Linked DNA regions of Homo sapiens: region 2 is linked to region 1. A link is a loop called in an ENCODE intact Hi-C map of the cell type or tissue named here. Cell type or tissue: IMR-90. All regions are shown on one strand.

The links. Peaks named below come from ENCODE experiments on the same cell type or tissue, not always from the same donor. Only the 100,000 strongest peaks of a DNase experiment are listed, where the experiment ranks them.
Region 2: it touches region 1 in a loop (2.3-fold over the local background); 2 of 110 quality-filtered maps call a loop at or near these places.

The regions. Positions count from the first base shown.
Region 1 is chr1:187,261,026-187,269,025 of GRCh38, forward strand. The region is part of intron 1 of LINC01036 (long intergenic non-protein coding RNA 1036); the gene reads left to right. Among named protein-coding and RNA genes, the nearest start is that of LINC01036, 170 kb to the left of the region's middle. In IMR-90, a CTCF peak has its summit at 4,173 (motif pointing right); a DNase peak (open chromatin) is centred at 4,126.
Region 2 is chr1:187,686,934-187,694,933 of GRCh38, forward strand. No RefSeq gene overlaps it. Among named protein-coding and RNA genes, the nearest start is that of LINC01037, 250 kb to the left of the region's middle. In IMR-90, no CTCF peak of the experiment used is centred here; DNase peaks (open chromatin) are centred at 2,418 and 4,698.

The DNA of each region.
Region 1 (8,000 bases):
GATAACCTCAGAAAATCAAAACCAACGTTACAAACATTTTTATGAAAAAGCACATACAAGTTGCCTTTGAAGTAGGCACTTTGAAGTAGGTATGGTTGTATGTGTTCTTTCATCAAAAAGTTTGTACCTCCTGCAGTTATTAGTTCAGCAAATGATTATCAAGAACCAACATGTACCGTGCACAATTATGGGTGCTGGGTTCAGTGACTTCCAAAAGAAAATAAAACTAATCATAAGAAACCAACCTGGCATGTACAGTCACATTGAACAAGTGAGCATTAATCAAATAACCTTGCCAATAAGTGCCATATCACCTCTGTAAAACATAGAAAAGTGTATGGCACTAGGAGAATAAATAATAGGAAGATCACACCTAGTGTGATAGAAAAATAATGAATTATCTGGAAAAAAGTTATATTTGAACTAAAATATGATTGATGAATAGGGTTTAAGGAAATATAAGCCTGGAGGAGGGGTGGAGGCAGAGAAGACTGCTTTAGACCAGAGTGGAAAGCCTGTGCGGAGGCCTTGAATGAGGAAGGAGGATGGTATGTTCCGGGATCCAGAGGACATTCAGTATATCTGGTGGGTATGAAGTAGAAAAGGGTGGGATAGGAGAAAAAGCTAGAACTTGGAAAGGTAACTGTGTAATTTATTGTTTAAACTGGATCACTTTTGAGAGTGAAAGGGAGGTACTATCAATGATTACACCAGAACAACAGGTGGCAACTGGGACTCTGAGTCAACCTAATTATAGGCTGTGTTACAGATAGGTCTTTATGCAGAGAATGATGGAATTGTTTGGAAGGATTTTAAACAGAGGTTTACATTTTGGCTGCTGCAGTGGGGAGAGTGGATTATAATGAGACAGGCCTGCATGTGGGAAGACTATCAATTAGCGTGCTTGTTTCCCAGAGACAGGCTGAAAGGCCGTTTCTGTTGCTGTGTTTTTTGTTGGTGAGCTTGTTACATACCTCTTTCTTGCATGTCGAAATTCTGGCCTAAAATCATACTAGCAGTTTCTCTTCCTTTCAATGACTGGAGTCTGAGGAAGTGCTTGCTTCTTCCAATGCCCGTATCTGAAGTACCTAGGGATAAGTTAGGACAAATAAAAAATGACTATGTTTTAATTACTATAGCATAATTTGTCTATTTGTTCTATCTATCTATCTATCTATCTATCTATCTATCTATCTATTTATCTATCTACATATATATGTGTATATATATTTACTTACTAAATATTTAACATACTGTACTAAAATTATTAAAAATCTTATTCAATGAGCTAAACTTCTTTTAGAGAGGTGTCAGCTACACTGCAAGTATACACTTCAAAAATACTTAGTGGGTTTGGTTTCTTAAAAAGAAATATCTTTTGTTTTAATTTTGATAGTAAAACATATTAATTAAAGAAATAAATGAATGTACGGAAATATTTTTTTAAACATAAACAACATAAAAATACCAAATGCCACATCTTTTAACCTGGCTGAAATTCATCTATATATAAAAGTTTGTATCCTGCTTTTCTTTTTAAACTTAATGTTATATCATAAGTAAGTTCACCAGATTTAGCAAACAAATAAAAGTACAAGTTACCCTTTTAACTGAATCCCATATGAACAACAAATTGTTTTTTGTGTAATTATATCTTAAATATTGCATGGGAGTTACTTTGACTTTTTAATTTGGAATTCAAATTTAACTGGACATCCTGCATTTCTTTCTAGCAATGGTACTTATAAACACTTTTCTTGGCCAAGTGCAGTGGCTCTTGCCATTAATCTCAGCACTTTGGGAGGCTGAGGCAGAAGGATTGCATGAGCCCAGGAGTTTCTGACAAGTCTGAGCAGCATAGAAGGACCACGTCTCTATAAAAAATTTAAATATTTGCTGGACATGCTGGTGCATGTCTGTAGTTCCAGCTACAAGCAGTTAGGGCAGTTAAGGATCACTTGAACCCAGAAGGTTGAGGCTGCAGTGAGCTGTGATCGTGCCACTACAATCCAGTCTGGGCAACACAGGGAGACCTGATCTCAAAAACAAAACAAAACAAAACATTTTTCTTGTTTGTTTAATGTACTCTTAATAAACTATTATAAATATTATAACATTTTGTTAGACATTTTAATGCAGGAAAATATATCTCATTATTTAAAGAGTATCTTTGGATAGATTTCCAGAAGTAAATGTCTTCCAGGTAATCTGACAGGTAAGATTAATTATATGTATATTTGCAACTTTATTTCATAGGCACTAGTTTCCTTTCCTTTTTATTTATTTACATAGTTAGAGGGCTGACTTTGTATTAGCATTGACTAGCCAAATTTTTTTTTTTTTAGCATAGGTAATTTAGACCATTCTTCAAGAATTTATTCTTACTGGATGGTAATCCAGTTCCTTCTAAAGTCTTGCTTGAAGTCATAGATATTTCAGTGAAGGAGATTTCAGGACATGGTAAATACACATTTATATGGATTCCCTTCATTCTATTCCTGTGCTCAGGTTTTTACCAAACAACCTGTGATATATTATCCCAGCCTCACTTTTTTCTTTGTTCTCTCCTTTATTATCTGTATTATGCCTTTATATTTTGTGTTCTGCCCTTATACAGAATCTACACAATAAATGCCTATTCAGTCACTGTCTTTCAGACTTCCAAATGTTGGCTTTCACAATTAGCAGCCGGGTGACATTAGTCATGCTACTTTTCTTCTCTGAGCTTTGGTATCTTTATCTATAATAATTATGTAAAGGATTTTTGTCATGATAAAATGAGAACATTTTGAGGACAACACTTAATGTGTCAGTGACATAGTATATGCTCAATGTATTCCTGAGAGCATGTATGCAGACATGAAGACTAAGTGACTTGGGTAGTGCTTTTCAAGTCAATTGCGTGCCTCTCTCAGGTATGCAAACCTTAATGGTAATCATCAACTGGGGTCCTCCTAAATGGATTTGGATTCTTTCTAAATATGATTCTTATCCAAGACTGGACAGCAGAAGGATGAATTGATGATGACTAGACTTAGACTCTGGAATAACAACTACAGTATTACATTTAGCGTTAGCACCATTATAGTTAAGGGAAGCCTTCTTAGATAAAATGTGTTTTGTGGTGGGTAAGTAAACACATTTGGGGGGTGGTGAAGTAAGGTATTTGTGTGGTGCAGTGGAGTTTGCAGTTGCTTATCCTCTTCAGGATGTTTCATGTTCTAGCACTGTGCCAATTGTAGTAAATGGGTCTTTTTACATAACAATGTCCTTATAACTAATAACGAATAAATCTTACTTTATCCATTACATATTCTTTTTCAAGAGTGCTGCATTTAAAAAACACTGTTACTTACATAGTATCTGAAAAGGGCCTCTCTGGTTTTGTTTTTGTTTTTTTGATTCTGTCAGTTTTCTCTCTTGTTCATGCTCTTGATGCACATTGAGGAGTGTCCCACCAAGACCATGGTGCTCACAAGACTTTCATGAGCCTCTGGCTTTTGGATAAAATAATAACTACAAGATTGTACCTGAGCAAAAAATAACTTCCTGATGAACAGTCAAATGTGTAAAACTACTAAATACTTCCCTAATTACAGTGGCAGCTCAGGATTTTAGTGTTTGATCACTTTACTGTTACAGAGGTCTCATTCTCATTGACACATACTTTTCTCCATTGTTATTAAATACATATTAAATTCTTCTCAGAGTTCAATGCTAAAGAATATTAATACAGATTTTTATGAAGAATTACATATATTACCCAAAATGTTTCCTACAGCCATAAAGCTCAGAGATAATGAAGCTTTGTAGTGCAGTAGTTCATTCAAGTCAGATGCCGGGAACATGTATTTGTCAGCTTTTTAAAATGCATTTTTGTTAATGTTGAAAGTATTTTGGATGTAAAATGTTTATCTTTTCAATTTATTTTTAATTATTTTTTCATCAGTTAGTTTTGATCAGTGCTCCAGGTATAAATTCTCAATAAGCGAGTGAAATAAACCAGGTATTCCTCAAATTTTTATAACCTCCATTGATGGTTCAGTGTCTCAGTGACACCAAATGCAATTCTACCTCTTGCACTAGAGCATTTTCCTGGGGTTCGTCATATGATTTACTTGCCTCTCTCCAGACTTCTGGTTAATCCACTGCTATTCTAAGGCTTTATCACTGGGTGGCACCCTGCCACCTTATTTGGATCTTTTCTCCCTCCTGTTCTCTTTTCTTTAATATAACTGCATTGTAGTCAATAGCTGAGGTCTAAACTCCGATACCCATGTTTGGAATGCTGGCTCTGAAATATATTAATTCTCTGACAATAGACAACCTAGATAGCATCTATTCAGCAAAATAAAGATAACAATAGTAACTAACTTATAAAAATCTTGTGAGAATTAAAACCTTTAATTTAAAATATTTAGAAGAATGTCTGGCAAATAAGAAACATCCGCTAAAATTTGTCTGTTATTTGTATTACCATACTCAGAATATTACAGTAGAGCCTGGTTACAGTTACAAACATAAGTAAGTCATAGAATTTGAGGAACAGACAAAAAACATACAAAAATGAACAAAGGCTAATAATTATTCTGATAATAGAAGTAAAAACAAGCACTGTGGAGAGCAATTAAGTAGGATATTCAAAGCTAACTTGTGGTATTCAAATATCAATTTCCAACCATTTATCAAAAGCCTTGTAAGAACAAATGCCTGGGTTTGTTCTTTATACATATTACATCGTATATGTCTCATAATAGCTATATAAAATAAAAAAATTTATGCCCATTTTCCAGATTTAAAAAAAACTGAGCCTATTATAATAGATGTTAATAATTTGCCCAAGGTTTCTCATCCTGTAACTGGAAGACCACAGATTTAAATTCAGGTTTGCAAGTGGACAACCACAGATTTAAATTCAGGTTTATTTTAAAGCACTTTCTACTGTGCTCTTCCTTCTCTGTCATCTGTCTATATTTTTTATCTCAGCTGTTACTGGTTAAAATTTTAATACCTACCTCTCCATATTGTTCCTATATTCTGGAAGGGATTGAGTTGCCTGTGACACCTAATAAGAAAATCATAAACATGCCTGCAGATTAAGCCTCCTCTCATTTCTGAGATGAACGCTGAGCCGACAGAGCTGCCAGTCTCTCATTTAACTTCTCACAATTCCTGCAACATTCCCCTCCTCTCTGACAGTTGTATCAGCATTTCTGCTGCTGCTTGTGCTGATAAAGCCCCCAGAACACACACACACCAACTAGAAATAACTTGGTGACACATTCACTAGGGGATTCCTTTGTAAAGAAAGTCCGGACTGGGAGGAAAGTGTCCTGCAGATTGCTCCACTACTTCACAGATGAACTGGATCGTTCAAATGTAGTTTTAGAGAAGTGGGGGCAAATTTTTTCACCTGAACTGTGTGGAGCAATCGAGTATTCCCAAGAATCTGTTACTAAAAGAAGTGAGTTTCAATGACAGTGAAAATATAAGGTAACAAAGTTGTATTTTTTTTCTTACACAAGATTTTGACCTGATAACATAAAATAAGAAAATCAGAAAGTATAAATGGTAGGATAAGTTGAAGAAGGAGTTCAACCTTCAAGAATTGTGTGCACTTGCTCATCATCTTTCAATATCTTTCCTAATGTAGAATGTTGCTCAAATATTCTCTTCACTATTTTTTCAGGATGTAGATAAAAACAGAAGTAGCTTTATGTATAAATGTGGTGACTCTACATGGTGTGATTGCAAATGTCCAAGAAGCCCTACCTTCGTGTTAGCAGTAACATTAAATACACATGTGCACACATGCATACACTCACATACACACACCACCCTCATGCCCCACACTCTGCAAAAGCAGATACCCCCAACACACACACACACACACACACACAATCTTTATACATCACATCCTCCAAACACACATACACATGAGTACATAGACAAACCATGCCCTCACACACTCCAAACAAACACTTGGCTATCTCTTCCACCAGATGAAAGGGCAAGGGATAGAGGATCTGAAAGGATATGAATGAAATTTGCTGAGAACTGAGATTCCACTGTAGGGGCTTTCGTACAAACTTGCTGTTTTTCACTTTGGTACAGTTAAATTCAAAGTTACTTGGAAATACATCGTATTTGAAATGGCTATTGGTTAGATATTCTTTAATGTGAATATGCTTCTGATCATTTCTTAAGAACAGGTTTTGATAGACAAACTGCACATTCTGAGGGCCTAAGGCTAAAGGGAAAATAAAAAGAGGGCAAAGAGAGAATGCTGAGGTGCCGCAGACAAACTCGGCTAACAGTGATTTGTCCTGAGGTCAGTGCTGAATGAAAACCTGCAGACACCACTGAGAGCTGTCCATAGGAAGGAACAAAAGGTTATAGAGAATACTGTAGTTAAAGAGTATATTTCTCTACTTACACCAATGTGATGCTTGAAAGGTCTCTGTGGTCTATATAAAAATGAAAGTTACTGGATACCATTAAATTAAATGAGACGTTCCTGACCTCAAGTCTGGCAATCGTAAATCCCAATTCTTTAATTCAATCCAAGGTTTAATACTTTTGATCTTTAATAATTGTAAATGTGTATTAGTTTGTCTTTTAATTTGTATGAGTACATAACTGTTTTAATATTTCGTAGACACAGTTGATGACAAAATGCCAAAATTTCGAGAAGTTGAAACCAAAAGACTGTGATTAATGTGGACAGATTGACCTGTTTCAATATTTAGTGTGGATCAGAAGGGTGCATTATCACAATGTCTTATGAGCAAATGACTCAAGCTGGACATGGATAAAAGATTTTAGTTAAGGAGATAATCATTAAGGAACATCTCCTACTACTTCCTTTCTCTGGTAACAAATGCTGCCCTCCAACCTGAGCCTTAGGCTGCCTTTCCCTCCAGTGTTTTGAATGTTGGCATCTAAGGAACAGTGGAATGGGAAATATTTCTTTGAAGATCCATTAGCTTTAAACTTACCTCCATTTGTCCGGCTGATAAAGCCAAAATCAATGAAATTGGAGAGCATTCCTTAAAGGGCTGTTTGTTTACTCATACTTCTGGCTGTGGAGATGACTTACAGGACAGATGGAGACCAAGTTAGGTTAGAAGTGCTTAATATTGGGTTGTACTGTCTGCATTCAATATGAACTTGTGTAAGGTAGTTGTGAGGTTGTGTTCAAGGTTTTTCACTATAGCATAAGGAAAGGAAAAAAACCTAATATAACAAACCTCAGATCTTACCTATAAAATTATGTTATTTGCAAGGTAAGAATATTGTTATCTAATATTCACTTTAAAAATGTTTAGTGGAAGATCAGTAAAGGGATACATGATGATGAGCAACTGTACATTAAATTTGGTCAATGTGGAAAGTTCTTTTGGAATTTCAGATAAAATTGCCTTTATTTTTGTTATAGTGAAAATACCTTCTTTCCACACTCTGATTTTCTGAATAATTCATATTACTTATTTAACTTTGTTTACAGTGTATATGATGGCAACTCAAAATTAAAATATAAAGAAGGACTCTCTAGAATTTAAAGTGATATCCACCTTAGTAGATAGTAGAATAGTTCTTAAACTATGTAATTGATTGATTGCCTGACTGATTCATTCATTCATTCAATTTTTTTCAGTGAGGAAGTATTTATTGAGGACTTACTCTATGTCAGGTTCTGTTCTTGGATAAGAAGACAGTGCTAAAACAAGGCGAATAAAAACTTTCTCCTCAGTTAATCTCCTTTTACAGCAAGGAAGACAAACAAACTTATAGCTCCCAATTTCCCATTAAAATACATGGACTCGAAGAAGAAGAAAAATAAAAACTCACCACATAACACACTGGGGTTACAGGGCAATCAGTTTCAGAAGAAATTTTATTAACTATAATTTCAAAAGAAAAGGTGAAAGAGATTGCTAATTTCCATGCTTTGCCTCAAGAAATAGCAAGGTTAATTTCCTGTAAGAAGACATGTCCTT
Region 2 (8,000 bases), 430 kb after region 1:
ATTCAAGAATGATCCCTATAGTCAACTTCCTGAGGGATTTCTGCTTGCTATTTTCTGTTTCAATTGTGTGCATTTCATATTTACTATTAAAGATTTTAAATAATGACACATTGTTTAAGCGGTTGTAAGTCTGATTGTTATAAAGCTCTCTGGAGAATTCTGTAAGCTTTCACATCTGATGGAGAACTTCAATGAGAACATCTTTAATGTGGAATTCTTGGACAAGAAACTACAGATTATCCATGGTTCAGAAGATATGATGAATTAGTAACTATTTTTCCGTACATAAAAAGTCAATCTTCCTAACCAGTTTGTTGTTTTAGCTAAATGAATCGGTCAAATATTTTAGTTATATTAGCAATATTTTGTCTCTAAAATATCTTGACATAAAACTATTACTATGCATATATTATTAACCATGATCTTGTATAGCTCTATTTCAAGCGTATTACTAACCATAACGAAAATAACTTTTAATACTGAAATACATCATCGAACTTCTAAGACTTTTTCTATTTAAAATTCCTAAGATTTGTAAAATTCTATCAACGTAGTTACTTAAAGCAAAACAAGTTGCGTTATAGTTTCTTAAAACAACATTTTTTATATTGTACTTTTTAAAAACAACATTTCCCAGCTACCACTTTTGGCAAGAAATTGAGAGTTTAAACCTGTTGAAAGGAATATAAGATGAGTGTATGTGTCTCACAGTCATAATTAAAATGTGTTTATGAACATGTATATACTATTGCACATAAATTATGTACTCTCATTCATTCTTTAAAATCCACTATTTCTCATTATCTCAGATTGTGCTAAATTTCAGGTTAAGCTAATGAGGTATTTTCTTCTGAATTTTGAATTTCTTTCATGAGAAGTTACTAAGAAATCATAAGTAAGTTCAAATTCTTTACCAGTTCTCGATTTGAACACTAGTATTCTCAGAAACCTAGGAACAGGAAAGAAACACCCTCCCTTTATCACAGTAGGCTAGGATGTGCTGCAATAGCCAGCACAAAAATCAAAGTGGTTAAACACAATGAAAATTTAATTCTCCCATTACAGGTCCACACAGGTCAGCAGGACTCACCCTCTGGCTGACGGAGGCTCCATCATGTTCCAAATACACTATTTGCTACCCATGCTCTCCTTGGTCACTGCTATAGAGAAGCAGAGCCCCTGGAAAATAGCCCTAAGAAATTTAACTGCCTCAGGCAAAGATTGACATGTGTCACTGCTGCTCATATTTCATTGACATGGGCATGGCATACTTAAATGAAAGGGTGCCAGGAAATGTGTGTGTGGAGGATTAAAATAGTTGGCAAGCACCAGTGACCCTGCTACATGGATATCTGCTATCACTGACACCCTGACTGTCACAATATGCAAAGAAAAACTCAAGTGCCTATGGGAAAGATCACATATTATAAAATCATAACTGAAAACTTGGGAACTAATAATTTTTCTACTGTAGAATATCCAACTCTTGTTTAACTTAACCTGTATTTTTTTAAAATAACAATTTTATTTCTAAAAAATACACACCGATTTATTGTTTTCATTTTTAGTGTGAGTGGCTACTGCTTGATAAAGTTTGCTCCTCGTGCATTCTTTTCTCTTTTTTTCTCCAGGGTGATATTGTGGATTGAACAGAGCACAGGGCTGAATCTGAAATACAGACAGGTTGCAATTAAAATAAAATTTACATAGATACATGTGGAAGGTCATATAGAGAGCAAGACCAACTAGATATAAACGATGGGCAAAGGGGACAGAGAAGCACATAAAAGGTAGGTTTTGGTCTCATGTATGTTAGTTTCGTGTGGGTGTTGTAAAAAAAGACGACAAACTTGGTGGTTGAAGACAAAAGCAATTTATTCTCTCACATGTTCTGAAAGCCAGAAGTCCAAAGTCAGCATTACTGGGCCAAAATCAAGGTGTTACAGGACCATGCTTCCTCTGGAGGCTCTAGGGAAGTCTCCTTCCTTTTCTCTTCCAGCCTCTAGTGGCTGCCAACATTCCTGGATGTATGCCCATATCACTTCTCTATACTCCATGTATACATTGTCTTCTCTTCTGCGTATACGTCAAATTTCTTTCTGCCTTGCGCTTATAAGGATACTTGTGGTGACATTTAGGGACCAACCACATAATCAAGGATAACCCCCTCATCTCAAAATTCTTATTTTAATCGCATCTGAAATGACACATGTTTTCCCCCAAGTTAAGTAACATTTACAGGTTCCAAGGATTAGGACCTGATACCTTTGGGGACCATTATTCAGCTTACTATGCCATGTGAAATCTTTCTTTTATTTCTGTGCCAAGCCTAAAGAAATGTGTTCAAACAGAGGGGTATCCAATGAGAGAATGTCTTTAGATAAAATAGTCTAGGAAGGATGCCAGCAGAGCTGGCTTTAAGCCCAGGGAAACTCTACAGCTTTCTTTGCAGTATCATTTAAAAGGCATTGGAAGACTTATCTGACTAAAAGTATCAGCTTTTTCCCAAGCTTGTTACTTTGTAGTCATTCTAGGTAGACAGGGGGTCAAAGAAGGATACCAGTGAATGGAAATTAGTCAGGAAAGTAATGGATATAGAAGGTGAAGACAGTATTTCCTAAATTCACTATTTTACTCATGGGTGGTTAGATTTCACCTGGGCTCCGGACAAAAGAAGATAGTGGTGTGTATGTCATGGTAGAATGAAAACATCAAGGGTCTTCAGTAAAAATGTTTAAAAGAGCACATTTATTATTATTAAAGATTAAATATGCAGTTCTTCCATGAAACCTAAAAAAGAGATTTTTGTTTATATTAATAAGAGGCTGGTCATGCCTGACCTTCTCCAGTTTGTTGATGTGCCGTGCCCTATCCTGAGCAATCTCTTACAGTCCTTTTGCAGAAATTATCATCTACATGCACCAAGTTTTGATTCTTCACCTCCGGCCACATCACTTCTGAAGATTTAGACACCATCTATCTATCAGTTGTCTATTGGTCACACCAACTAGCATGTATTCCAAAGACACTTCAAGGGGCTTCCTTGACAAGTTCATCTTCAGCTCCAATTCCACCACTTCAACAATAACACTTACTCTTTCACCTCTCAATTCGGGCTTTACTGAGTATCAGACCTTGATTCACTTTTCTAACTCACCACTTTTCTGTGTTGGGCAAGCAAAGTCAGCCATTTGGGTAAAAAGTACATTAATAGATACAACTGGGCTGTAGAGGAGGAAAATACCCTCTGTGACTCTGTGACTCCTAGTTCCAGTAACAGCATACACCTCCATCTCTGAGCACTTCCCAGTGTCAGAAGACACTAGGCTATTTAATGACACTAAACATAGTAAAATCTGTGTCTAAGGAAACTAATTCAAATTATGCCTAAGGTAATCATATAATGGATGAGGTACCCATTAAAGTCTTTGGCTCATTTTTAAAGTGTGTTCTTTGGTAACTTGGTTTTTAAGACTTCCTTTTGTACTTTGGATAACGGTCTTTCATGAGACACGTCTTTTGCAAATCTTTTTTTCCAGTATGTTTCTTCTCTTTTTATTCTCTTGGACATATCTTCAACAGAGAAGAAAATTTAAGTTATAATGACATCCATCTCAGTTATTAATTTCATTGATCGTGCCATGGATGTTGTATCTAAAAAGTCATCACCAAACTCTAAATTATCTCGATTTTCTTCTCTGCTATCCTCTAGGAGTTTTACAGTTTGGGATTTTATATTTAGTTCTATGATCCATTGTGAGTCAATTTTTGTGAAGGGTTTAAGGTATGTGTCTTGATTCACTTTTTTTTTAGTGTGGTTGTCCAGTTGTTCTAGCATTATTTATTGTAAACACTACCTTCTCCCCATTGTATTGCCTTTGCTCATTTGTCAAAGACCAGTAGAGAAAGTATGTATTTATGTGGGTCTATTTCTGGGCTCACTATTCTAGATACATAGATGACAAATTCGCATACAAAAAGATGCTCCTCATCATATGATCATCAGAGAAATGCAAATTAAAACTACAGTGTGATACTATCACACACCTAGTAGAATGGCCCAAATCAAAAACATTGACATCATCAAATCCTGGCAAGGATGTGGAGCAACAAGTATTCTCATTCATTGCTGGTGGGAATGCAAAATGGTACACCCACTTTGGAAGACAGTTTGGCAGATTCTTACAAAATTAAACATTTTCTTACTATATAATTCACTAATCACATTCGTTGCTATTTATCCAAAGGAGTTGAAGACTAGTGTACACACACACACACACACACCCCTGCACAGGAATGCTTATAACTTTATTAATAATTGCCAAAACTTGAAAGTATCCAACATGTTCTTTAGTAGATGAATGGATTAAAAAATGGTGCTACACATAGACAATGGAATATTACTTAGTGCTAAAAAGAAATGAGCTATCAAGCCACAAAAACACATGGAAGAAACTTAAGTGCATGTTACTAAGTAAAAGAAGCTAATCTGAAAATGTTACATATTATATAATTCCAAGTATATGACATTCTGGAAAAGACAAAACTATGGAGTAAAAACATCAATGGTTGCCAGAAGTTGGGGGAAGAGGAAATGAGTAAGCAGATCACAGTAGATTTTTAAGGCAGTGAAACTACCCTGTATGACACTATAATGGTGGGTACATGTCATTATACCTTTATCCAAACCCACAGAATGTACAAGGCCAAGAGTGAATCATAAGGTAAACTATGCTTTCTGGGTGATAATGATGTATCAGTGTATGATTCATCCGTTGAAACACATGTATTGCTTGGAGGGGGAGGTTGACAATCAAGGAGGCTACACATGTGTGAGGGTAAGGGATATACGAAAATTCTCTGTACCTTGACTCCAAGTACAGGGGAAGGTTATGTCTGCCTTATGGCTTACATTCTGCTCCAGATGTTGTGAATTGCTTTTGCCACCAAAGAATTTCTGATAATAAAAACAAATTCTGAACTCTTTTAAGAAGAGATCTCATGATATTTCTTTATTTCAGGATGTTCTGTCCTAAATCAACATTTTTTCTCTATGCTCGTGATATGTACTGACCAACTAGAAAACATACCTTTATATTATCTCTGCCCCTTGCCACTTTGAGCTCTTAGAGGGTTCCGGTCTCATACACATACAACACACATTGCACCAATTTAACGAATCATTTTATTGTTTGATTCTTTGGGTTCAAGGAGCAAGAATCCAACCCTAAACACTTAGGCAAATTGGAAATTTGAAAGGATAAACCTGGAGCATCATAAATATCCACGGTTTCTCCTGGACCTTGTTTCTCGGGAGAAACATTTTTCCAGTACTCACTTTGTTTCTTATTCTTGCTTCTTTCTTACTCCAAATCATCTTCTATTCTATGAGAAGAAACAAAGACTTCTTATGTCACACTGACTTAGAAGTTCAAATCACTGGGAAGGAAATGCTTTGCTCTTATTGGTGCCAGTTTGAGAAATCCTAGGAAAGACTTCAAATGTGGCACTTTGGGTCACTTGCCCACCCTTAGATCTATCAACAGTGGCTACAGGGCAGAGTCAGGTGGGAAAAACACTGTTACTGGTGCCCACCATTTCTACAGACTCATTCCCAGAGGATGAGGGATTTTCATAGAAAGTTATAAAAACATCTCATAAATAGGAGATCACTTCAGACCCCTCCCTGTCACTCCTGCTTTGCACAACAGCAACCCTCCACAATTTCCAGTACACTCTTTTCTCTCTCTGCATGGACTGATCACTCTCCATCAGGACCCTTTAACGTGAAAAAGTTTGACTTATGTCCTTATTTCTGAGCTTAATTATTTTGTTCTTCCAGAAGTCTTCCCTGCTATGTATGGCCGGAAGCCTTCCTTGCTATGAATGCTCTATGCTTCCTAAGGTGTCCTATGACACCTCTACTACCAACAAAATATTACTTTTGACTGTCTCCCTAACTTGGCTAGACACTGTTTCAGGGAAGCAACTATGGTTGGTTGCCAGTGAATACAATGCCAACGTCTACTAGGTGCTTAACAAAATATTGATTAACTTTCTAAGTAACGTTTGCTTTTTGGCTTATGTACACGCACACACACACACACACACACATACACACAGCCTCGAGTTTTCTTTTTTTCTTTTTTTTCTCCTGCTGCCAGAACTATCTGTGATATCTTTTGGCATTCTCATCATCACTGTCAAAAAATATTTATTAATAGCCAAATTGACATAAGCCAATAGTGAATTTGATACAAACCTTGGCATACAGGGAAAAAAACTCTATGAGGTAAAGTGCTTAAGGGCACTGGCTCTCCAGTAAAACTGCTTGATTTCCTGTCTCTCTTCAATTACTTATAGTGTGAGCTTAGGTGAATTACTTAAGTCTTTTTTGCTCTATTGTTCTCATTTCCAAAACAAGGATAGTAATAAATCCTGCTAATAGGTTCTATTTGTGAGAGCAAATAAAGAAAATACAAGCAAAATTCTATGAGCAGCAGTCAACCCAATAATGATGAATAATCAGAAAGTCTCTCATCATACATTGGGTATATTTGATGACCTATATCAATATGGAAAAGGTGTGTGGGATGTCTCAAATTGCACATAACAGCAATTCTGCTGCTAGTACTATTACTGTGCACCTATGGAAGAAGTAAATAATGACACAAGTTAATCTGAATTCCACAACTGAAGCATTTCTATTTTATAAATCCTAACATTATATGCTTATTTAAGGAGTAAAATTGTCCTATTTAGTTAGTATATAAATAATGCACAGTGCACTTGAAGACTTCAGGACCACACAGACGTCTTTTGGTACTCAGAAAATGACAATTAACAGCACCAGTTATTACTCCATCACCAGTCTTGCACCATTGATACTGACACTAGTTAGTACAAGAGACCAATATTCACTTGCATCTGAGAAAAATAAAAAGAGCTGCGAAGAGTTGTAGAGTCATAATAGGAGACTTTAGTAGATATAACTTAAAGAAGGATCTTAAAGAACAGCAGGATAACCTCAGCAGAGATTATGAGTTCTGGTTAACACGCCAGGGGGTGTGCCACCAGCAACTGTAAAGCCATGGAAAAACGATAGGAGATATGTCATATATTAGAACACATATGTCATGTATCGGAACAAGAAGGGCAGTGTCTTAGGTTCTCCACCCTGGAATAAGCAGAATGCAGGGGGACACCTGTCTGAACATTGAGACAAAGCTAGGTTTGTAAGAAAATCAGAAATCAAGATCAGCTAAGAGCATCAAACAAATAAGGTGGAGTGAAGATAGAGTGGTCCTAGAGAAATTGTTCTTTGAAGGTCTTTGGACCCTGGCATGACTCAAGACTACCTGAACTTATACAACTTTCAGGGAGAAGGAGAAGCATGGGTCAGAGAGTTAACCTTTCTCTTAAAGGAACTATGTTCTTGGGGTATAAAAATTTAAGCCAGAATTTCCAGGGGAGAAGACAAACTAAAGCAGTCAGGCAGTGTTTTGTGGAAGCTATAAAATGAGCTCCAAGTCTGTGATGGGATGCCTGGGAGAATGATAATGCCACCAACAGTAGGAAAGGTAAACACAGAAGACAGCTGTTTCACTCGATTGTGGAAAAAGCAGAGTGCATGTCCTGGGTGAATGCATTTGTTCCTGTGATTTATAGTTTCACTCTTTCCTTGTTTTCTGCCTCTAGTTTGCAAACTTTCAGAGACCACTGGTCCTTCCTAAAATTCTCCTTGTGAGACACAGCAAAACTGCCTTGTTGTGATGGTCCATAATTGTGCTTGGTTCATGAAAATAAGTTAATACAACCAAATAAGTAAGCCTGCATATTTGATTTGTCTATCTCAATAAAGAAATTGAGCTTAAAATGTACTAACTATACCAGTGGAAAAGATGGAAATTATTAAAAAATTTTTATCAAGATTAATTTCTAGAAATATTCTTTAGTATTAAAAGTCATTTTATTTTCCTCCTCCCCAAACACTTTCTTTT